2 separate regions of the Homo sapiens genome follow, and region 2 is linked to region 1. A link is a contact called in ENCODE Hi-C data. All regions are on one chromosome and are shown on one strand. Each heading gives the region's core, a stretch centred on a gene start or an enhancer-like site at or near the end of the contact. The rest is flanking DNA. Distances are from core to core; before and after follow the strand shown. Region 1 overlaps LEKR1 (leucine, glutamate and lysine rich 1). Region 2 overlaps KCNAB1 (potassium voltage-gated channel subfamily A regulatory beta subunit 1).

The links. Hi-C counts contacts between places; a loop is a spot of excess contacts on that map. Pooled maps may share reads with other maps.
Region 2: a loop to region 1 is called in a map of B cell, with 4 times the contacts of the local background. The contact joins two enhancer-like sites. A Hi-C loop is called at or near these places in 1 of 168 maps with a recorded cell type or tissue (B cell), 5 of 37 single-sample maps with no recorded cell type and 5 of 50 pooled maps.

The regions. Positions count from the first base shown.
Region 1 is chr3:156,976,461-156,981,429 of GRCh38, reverse strand. LEKR1 (leucine, glutamate and lysine rich 1) reads right to left here. Exons shown (of 13, transcript NM_001004316.3): 7 at 2,155-2,236. It also overlaps the pseudogene KLF3P2. Among named protein-coding and RNA genes, the nearest start is that of LINC02029, 100 kb to the left of the region's middle. RefSeq lists an enhancer at 2,656-2,785. Within about 2 kb of position 2,834, at least 5 of the 41 ENCODE cell types and tissues checked have a DNase peak (open chromatin) inside an H3K27ac peak, as active enhancers do; they include B cell, where a contact is called at or near this core.
Region 2 is chr3:156,482,888-156,487,444 of GRCh38, reverse strand. The region is part of intron 8 of KCNAB1 (potassium voltage-gated channel subfamily A regulatory beta subunit 1); the gene reads right to left. Among named protein-coding and RNA genes, the nearest start is that of KCNAB1-AS1, 38 kb to the right of the region's middle. RefSeq lists enhancers at 3,571-3,660, 3,691-3,950, 3,184-4,383. Within about 2 kb of position 3,009, at least 16 of the 41 ENCODE cell types and tissues checked have a DNase peak (open chromatin) inside an H3K27ac peak, as active enhancers do; they include B cell, where a contact is called at or near this core.

The sequences.
Region 1 (4,969 bases), core at 1,585-4,084:
TATACAGTAACTTCCTACAGATAATTAGTTTGATGGACTTTAGTGGTGTATTTCTCCCTGCATCTCCAGTCTACCCTGACTCTCACCATTTCTCAGCACAAGTTATGTTAAAATTATAATAAACAAAAATACCACAAAGCATGTGTTAATATTAAATGGGCAGGCTCCATGCACAGTCATTCATTGCTTTACAACAGGGGTACATTCCAAGAAATGTGTCATTACGCAATTTTGTCATTGTGTGAACATCCTTGAGTGTACACAAACCAAGATGGAATAACCTACTACACACGTAGGCTATACGATATAGCCTATTGTTCCTAGGCTACAAACCTATACAGAATGCTAATGTATTGAATAGTGTAGGTAATTGTAACACAATGGTAAGTATTTGCATATCTAAACATATCTGACCATAGAAAAGGTACAGTAAATATACGGTATTATAATCTTATAGGACCATCTTTGTATACATGGTCTGTCACTGACCAAAATGTCATTATGCAGAACATGAATATACACAGAATTCTGTGCCAACTTATTCTGTAAAATATCAATTCATGTCACTACCAGTAAGTTTATTCCTTTTCTTCACTATGCTCATTTCTATGTTAAGCTTCTTTCCTAACTTTCTAAGACTCCACTATATATGCTAAGTCTTGGTATGCCCACAAATTCCCTCTTAGCTTAGTTGTGTGCTAACACCACCTCCCTATGCCTAGACTGTGCCCTCTTCACTCCAAGAAGCAATCATCACACAGTAGCTGGGGCCTGACTAGACTGCTTTCCACAAGAGATATCCACATGGCCAAACCCCTCCTTGATGTTATTAGAGGGACAGCAACAACGATTTTTTTTTTTCTAGCAACCATCACCTTGTTTCTTTTCATGATTTAAAACAATCTCCCAAAAAGTTACTTCCTGGGCCTAGGGGGTCTTCTAAGGACCCCCGTCCACCAATTCCTTCAACCCCAGCCATCTACACAGACACCTGAACTACTATACTTACTGTACTATTAACCACAGTGTTATAAAGTATGAATATTTTATTTTCCTTTTCAGAAACAAACTATTTTGTTACAAATAATCCAAGTATACATTAATTTGATAGGGTATTTTTGGTATTTGTTCCTTCTTGTGTTCAGTATTTTATTAAACACATTGATTTTAGGAGTAGTTCATGGTCAACACAAACATTTGGTTGCTAAGCATTCTAAATATTTATGTTTTTATGAGGTTCATCCTCCTAAAATATAGGAACTGAAAATCATATATATCATAAAGTAAAAGAATCTACTTACTTTTCAAAGATTATATACATACTATTTTAGTATTATAATTATAGATATACTATGTTTATGCTATAATTTTTGAAATTTCTGAAATAAAAGTAATTTTTACTTATTTATTCATTTTGAGACAGGGTCTCACTCTGTCGCCCAGGCTGGAGTGTAGTGGCATGATCATGGTTCACTGTAGCTTCAACTTTCTAGGCTTAGGTGATCTTCCCAGTTCAGCCTCCCGAGTAGCTGGGACTACAGGAGTGTGCCAACACGCATGGATAATTTTTGTATTTTTTTGTGGAGACAAAGTTTCTCCGTGTTGCCCAGGCTGAAAATTAATTTTTAAAAGAAATAGTGTTCTTGATTTTACATCATTTTCTTATCACGTGTTTTCCAATATTTCTTTCTCACTTATATCAAGCATAAGTACTTCAGCATTTCAAAGCTACTCAACTCTCTCTTTGAAGCTAAAATTAGTAATTTTGAGATACAAGTTCAATATTGTTTCTTGTGGAGAGATAATAAAGAAACAAAGATAAGAAAAAAGTTCAAAGACTATTTCACATTAAGTTACTGCATTTGAACTATCAGGGAAAGCTTTAATATATGGATAAGTAAGTTTCTTATTGAGAGAAAGAAATCCTCCATGTATTTAAAAATATTTACAGGTTCTTCAATATATAATCTAGGCCAGTAAAGTGGGCAAGAAAAGCAGCAGTAAACTATTACCCACACCAGTAAATCACTGCCAAAAGAATCACAGAGAACACACCAGGGTCTTTATAATTCTTGTCATTTCTTCCTAATTCTTGCCATTTTGTAACACATCTACAGAGCACTGTTATAAGTTGTTTAATATTCTCCATCTTACATAAGCATTTCTTTATAGTTGTCCATCTCTGTCACCGCCTTCTGAAGTTTTAATCCAAGTGCCTCTACTAGACATTGTAAATCTGAAATGACACAATGTATTTCATCTGATTAGTACATTTTAAGTGTCCAGATATTTTCATAGAGTAAACCATATTCTTTTGTTGCTAGTCAGCTCCTGAAGAATAAGGCAGCTGCTTATTCCACTTTGCCTGTATGTCCATATGCAACTTATCATTGCCTACTCAGCCCTCCCTATCCTAACACCCCACAGACTTAATGGGTTTTGACAGGCCCAATTTGTTGGCCTCTTTCTGCCCCCACCACCATGCTGATTTTCAAACAGCTAATAGGCTAAATTTTACTAATGTTTTCAAAGGAAATGTATGTAGCTGACAAACATAAGAATTTCTGATCACGTGTCTTGTTTCTAAAACACATGATTGCCTGAGCTCACTTTTGTGGTCTGGAACTGTGAAGCATGGCTGAGTCTTCCTGCTAGAACTAAAACAGACAAATCATGTTCCAGGCTCATAGTAAAGAACGTGTTAACTCTGGGTAGCATCTAAAAGGCATTTTAGTGACTTTCAAAACCAAGAGAATACAAGCAGGAAACTGGCTTCCATAGAGTCTTTAACTGGAGAATGTAAGCAGTATTTGAGGATTATTATTCAAGCAGCCCTGTCTAACAAGTGTGTGAATGCAGAACTGAAACCATAGCAGAAAGAACAAATGGCTTGAATTATCTAAGTCCTTCCATTGTCCTGTGTGTGGAAACTGTGATCTGAACCCCAGCCCCAGTGACAGCCCTTGCTGGTACGCTTTTTGAGAATAAGTTATAATGGAAAACAAACTGATAGACTGGTTGGTGTCTCCAGAAAAAAAATGTTCAAAACACTGGAGTTGTAAAATTTCTATGTTCCATCTGTTCAGGTGTTTCAGTGACATATTTTAATAGTAAACTTTAAAATCTTTATGCATCCATATAAATACATAAAACTATATAAATCGGCATTCTTAACTTTATTTTACAAAGAGTTAGTTCCTTAAATTAGAAAATAAATTCACTCTAAACAAATGTTTTAATTAGCATTTACCAGACATTTGTATAAACCTTTGTTTATCCAGTGCTTTTACATACATTAATTTTTGTTTCTTAGTTTACATGTTTTCTTGTTCTTATTACATTAACTTTATCTATCTCTAAGAATAGTTTGCTTAGCATCTCTAAAAAAAGTTCTCATTTTTTAGGTCACCCATGGTAAGGAGAGGGAGGATTAGAGAGTACCTGCTACTGACCATATGGAAGTTTTGGATGATATAAATTCAGAGGATCAGACCAGCTGAATCAAAATTAAAATGTACATGTAAAAAGTGTGATAGATAATGGTGGGAGTATAGAGAAAGAGCCAGGTGAGTAGGGAGTCATGTTGAGGTGGGAGACAAAGGCATTCAGACTAGCATGTGGCGTTTCCTGTAGAAGGCAAGATGGTCAGAACAGAAGCTGTGGTTACAGTCCAGGCACCAAAAAGATTTGACTCCAGTATGTTTTCAGAAATGTCTTATTTATCAGACAGAGCAAACTTCCATATGCATCCATCCCATGTACATTTGTAGGGTTTATCTCCTGTGTGTGTTCTTCTGTATGATTTCACGTGGAAACTTTTAGTGTATACTTTGTTGCATATGTCATAATCACATCTGTGTATCCTCTGCTTCCTTTGAGTTATCCACCAATTCCATCAGTAAAGGTCTCTTCCCAGGCTGCACTATGACCTAAGGGAGATTCTCTTGCAACAATGCTTGTTGCAAGGGGTGGGCACTGAGTTCATTAAGGGGGGGTGACATTTCTTCAGGATAATAATCTGTCCTCTGTTGTTTGATCACAGGTTCAATTTTTTTTCCTATGCTATAGGCTTCTTATATGATTCAATTACAGGTACTTGCATGCTACTATTTGAATTCTCCATTTCCTCCAACAAGGAAACAATGAGAGGCTGCTGGAGGTAACTCATTTACATAAAGGGGACAGACCATACCACCACCAGGCAGGATCCCTAGGCTCTGTATTCTGTGCCAGGAGAAGGCAGCTGCCATCACCGGTGGCATGGAGAGTGGCACGCCAAAGGGCTGCATGCCCAGAGAAGAGAGTGAGTATTTTTCATCATGGGCTGGAAGAAGGCATGCTCAGCTCTGGAGAGGCTCTCCAGTTCAAGGATGGGAACTTCAGAGAGGAAGAATTCCCAGCCAAACGGGTGAACTCCACTTGTTTACTGTGAGGTCCACTGGCTCCATCTGTATTCCATGCAATAAGCCTTCCCGGGTCTGAAAAAACTTATTAGGTAATGGTGTAGAGTAGATGACCCATACTTGTTAGGTTTTATTGATTTCATATAATTTCATGTATAGTCACAACTACCAAGAAAACTCTAAGGATTAGAGTAATTAACTTATCAAGGTCACTCAGCTAGTTAGATCCTATAATTCAAACTCAGGTCTGCCTGATCCTAAAGTTCTTATATCTCTCACACTTGAAATATAAACTCTTGAGATATAAAAGCTGCAAGAGAATATGATATTGTCCATAAGAGTGTGGTAAGTGTGGCTACAAATCTGTTACCATATTCCCAGAATCCTTAAAGAGGTATACTTAAGACAAATGAAAAGAATTACTTAACAATGAAATATGCAGTAAACTGGTAGAATTTCTAACTCCAAAAGGTGGTTTAGATTTTAGTTTTAGAAAGCTTAAATATATATTATAGTTAATAAAAATATTAATAAAATTATGGTGTTACTGTGACTGATTCCATGAG
Region 2 (4,557 bases), core at 1,760-4,259, 490 kb after region 1:
ATTTAGAAATGATGGGTAAATTCCAAACTGCAGAGGTTGAGGCTTTTGTGGCATATAATATTTTCCACTATTTGAACATTAACAAATAATTACTTCCCAAAGTTGAAGTGACACCTCAAAAGTTTTCAGATTCCCAAGGAGGGTATGTGGGGTGAAGTAGTGCTGGAGTATGAGGGATGTCTTTGTATAATGTATGAATTTTATACAGGGGGCCAAGTGCTTTATTCTGTAATTTATGGAGACTCGAATCTTAAGCACATAAGGTTTTCCTAAACTTCCAGTTATATTGGACTTAATGGTATTTTCATATAAAGTAAACAAATTTGTTTCTGAAACTAAGAGTTAAATTTTTTTGGCATGTGCATGTAATTTAAGTCAGATTTAAACTTAGGTATTTAAACGTGTAACAAGCATAACTAATGATAATGTAATCCTTCAGCTTAATTTTTTTAAATCTCCTACTGGTCCTTAACATTCAGTAGAGCAAGTATCCTTTGGCCTTGATGAAAACTCAGACTGGTCCCACATCTTTTCTGCTCATTCTATGGTAATACAGAGACCTAAAGTCATTTTAAGTCATAAGCACATCCTCCAACAATCTCAATCAAACTTCAAACTCAAACTCTTTTCCTCTGCCCAAGCTGGGACCTGTTTAGGCTAGAAGACTACAAGAGTGTCAGGTATGTTTGGTTTCTCTGTTTCTCTATTTTCTCCCTCAAATCCCTGTCCTCCAGCCTTCATCCTCCAGGAGGCCCTGAAGGGCAGGACTCAAGAAGACCCCACACAGGAGACATTTGTAACTACCTTCCCTACCAGTCCCAGGAGGTCAGCACTCCCCCAGTGGTGCCACCAAGACAGATAGTCAGCCCACCTCTTTACCCCTGGATTTTCCAGGCATGCATCAGCTCCTAGGCCACTATGCTCCCCAGTCATGGGGGTAATGTTTTAAACCATCTGAATGGCCTTCAAACCCCCATCCCAACCAGGGTGGCAATGAAGAGGCAGCCTTCTCCCATGCTGGGGTGGATGGAGCTCACAGCACAGTTTTCTTCATACGTGCCCTTCTCACTAGACCCCCTTTACTCCCCTCTCTCAACTTTTATACTTTTGAAGCCAGTGAGGAGCTCCAGAGTCACTGAACAGAGAGTAGGGTAAGAGCAGAAGGGAAAGCTTCTCTTTGTAGAAGAAAACCAACTCCTAAAGAAAGAGGAGCTGATGGAATCAGGAAAGCACCGTCTCACAGCCCTCCTTATAAAAGCGGACACAGGCAGGGATCCTTGGTGGGTGCTAAAACAAGGTTGTGGGGGACAGGCTATTCACATAGTCTCAAATAATCACATTCTAGGTTATTTATTAGTTATAAAGTTAAAGAGGTACTGTCACAGGGGAGAAACCTGGCAGACATCACTTGAATCGAGTGATCAACCTGAACAGGACCAGCAATGGGATGCAGCAACCCTCCTGGGCCCTCGGAAAACAGTGTGGAAAATACTATGGAATAGTATGCAGACAGAAAAAAGAATGAAATCATGTCCTTTGCAGCAACATGGGCGGAGCTGGAGGCTATTATTCTAAGTGAAATAGAATCAGAAAATCAAATACGTCATGTTCTCACTTGTAAGGGGGAACTAAACAAGGGCTACACAAGGACATGAAGATGGAAATACTAGACAATGGGGACTCCAAAAGAGGGGAGGGTGGCAGGGTGGTGAGTCTTAAGAAACTCCCTATTGGGTACAATGTTCACTATTTGGGTGATCAGTTCACTAGAAGCCCAAAGCTCAGCATTATGTAATATACCCATGTAACAAACCTGCACATGTACCCCCGAATCTAAAATAGAATAAAATAAAAAAATTTAACAGTCATGACAATTAAATGTACTGCAGGATTCATGCCCCCCCCAAAAAAGCAAAACAAATAAATCCTATAAAGGACATTTTAGAAAATTTGAATATGGCTTGAATATTCTTGAGTATGATGATTGTGTTATGGTCATATAGAAGAATGCCTTATTCTCAGGAGATACTGGAGAAAATATTTATGAATGAAATGTCACAATGGCAAAGAACAAGAGAGGGAAAAACAAAGGCAAAATGTGGCACAATTTGGTAAATGTAGGTGAAGAGTATTGGGTGTTTATTCTTTCACCATTTCTATAAGTTTTTAATTTCTCAAAATAAAAAGTTGGGGGAAGAAAGAGCTATGGAACAAGCTCTTGCACACTTCATTTGAAAGTACAAATGGAGAACTGGCATCTCACTCTAAAATGTCATTTCAATTGTTTCTTGGTGTCTGGCTGAAACTTTGATTATTACATCTTCCAAGGTTTATATATTCCTAAAAGTGTAAACATATGTAACAACAACAACCTCAAAATATTTGTGCAGGACAATTACAATTTATAACATGTTTCCACTTATCTCATTTTGTCTTCACAACAATCTTGGAAATAGCTAGAATATTTTTATTCTTCCCATTTTACAAATGAAAAACTGAGAAGCTGAAGGTCTGAGCAACTCAGCCAAGTTTATATACCTAAGACTAACGCCCTCACCTTCTGATTGCAGACCTCATATTTTTTTAGGACACATATTAAATATTCAGGAGGGGGGTTAACAAAACCACTTACTCTCATTATTAATACTTCCTTTTGTACAGAAAGTAAGAGAGAGACTCGAGGGTATTTGTTTATCCCCGGCTGTCTGAGAATTTTCGATTACCCTGACACAGGTGGCTCTGCTCACTGCATTCAATCAGCATGCCAGTAAACCCTCAGAGTGTGTTGCTGCTAAGTCATGTTAGTCTCCAAGTCCTCTGCATGTCACTGCAGATCTGCTGCAGCAGATCGAGGAACTTACAGAAATGAATTCTCCTGAGATCCAGTCAACATCCCCTCAGAATATGGAGTTAAATTTTGTCACAACTCCAAATATCTCTCAGAGAAATGACAACTCACAGAAGGAAGTGCACATGAGTCATAAACCCACAGCCCCAGAATACTAAGCAGCTCTGTTTTTCACCTGACAGCTGGGGTGAGCAGAAGCACTCTCTGTTCTCCCTCTCTCTCTCTCTTTTTTCTTAACTAAAAACAACTTAAGGGAAAAAGAAGAAGAAGAAAAAAGCATCCTTTTGGAGCTTGGTGAAGTCCACAGACTTGTTGTGAGAAGGTACAATAGTCTCCCAAACATTTGGCCCACCTTGTTTTTCCTTTTTTAACTTACTGAATGATACAGATTGAATCTCTTCTGCCTTCGCTGTTGAGTAAAGATGTCATGAAAGAAAAAAAAGGTGGGGGAGGGAGGAGAGAAAATAGAGGAAGTAAACTGCATAGCATATAAGCATATCCTTCTTTAGAATCTTCCCTTCAAACCAGGACTTTATGGAATAAGGTTGGGAATCACTGATTTCCAAAGAAAGCGGAAAATACAACACCAGATGAGTACAATTGTTTTTCTGGAGTATAGTTTTCTTTAAAGCCAGCTCTTCACATATTTTCTGCAGCCTTGGCAATTGTTAACTTCTCAGTAGTTCTAGTAAAGGTAATTTCTCTAAAGCTCTTGTTCTTTCTATGGAACCCAGTTGGAAAAGATCATTTGTTAACCAGGGGCTCTGTTCTTATAGATGCATATCAGAATGATCCACAGTCAGAACTTTGTGGGCCTCTTGTTAATGCTGGAAATTTTTCAACAGGCCTGGAAGATTTGCCGGACCTGAGGCAACATGTCAACAACTGAGAGTGGTGAACTCTGTAATGTGCCTTTGCTGTATGACTTAAGATTATTCAGTTCTGCTCAAGAAAGAAAGTGAAACAAAGAAAGAGGATAAATGAAACTGGGTGGAGATGCAAGTAGCTTGTGAGACATAGGCAGAATTTATATGATGAGCATGGTAAAACTAAGTGGATTAGTAACCCCTGAGTCATAGTGGCCATCAACAAAGTAGAGAATGTGCATGCTGAACACAGATAGGAGGGAGGAATGGAAAGAGGTGATATTGACAACATATCCATATGCATACGACATCAAACATTTGAAATATACTAAATATAAATACATAAAATATGAGAACTTAAGTCTTCAGTCAGCCACCCATTGGTGACCCCCATTCTAGCCACAGAAATCCTCTGTGCAAGGAATGCAAATAGTCCTTAGCTGTTCATCAGGCCAAATGATGAGCTACAGGTCATGGCCAGGTGGGCTTGTCCCTGTGTCTTTCCAAGTATACTACTGACCCGGGCATCTTTTCCTTGCTGAGCCCCTTGCTGAAACCTCAGATTTGACCTATATAATCACACCACGGAGAAGGTCAATGTGGTAGATAGAGAGAACAGGTCACATGAGCACTGTGTGTCCCAAGATTTAAGTAGCTGGGTTCTTTCTCCTGCGTGAATTCTAGTGTAATTATTTTAACTGTCCCTATCTCTTCCCCTCTTTCTTCTCATAATGTGTTTTAATTGATTTGATAAACCATGTGACTCATGCATCTTAATTTGTTGTGTTAGCCTTCTTCTTTGAGACCTCTAGGATAACCTGGTAGTAGACCTGGAGACTACAA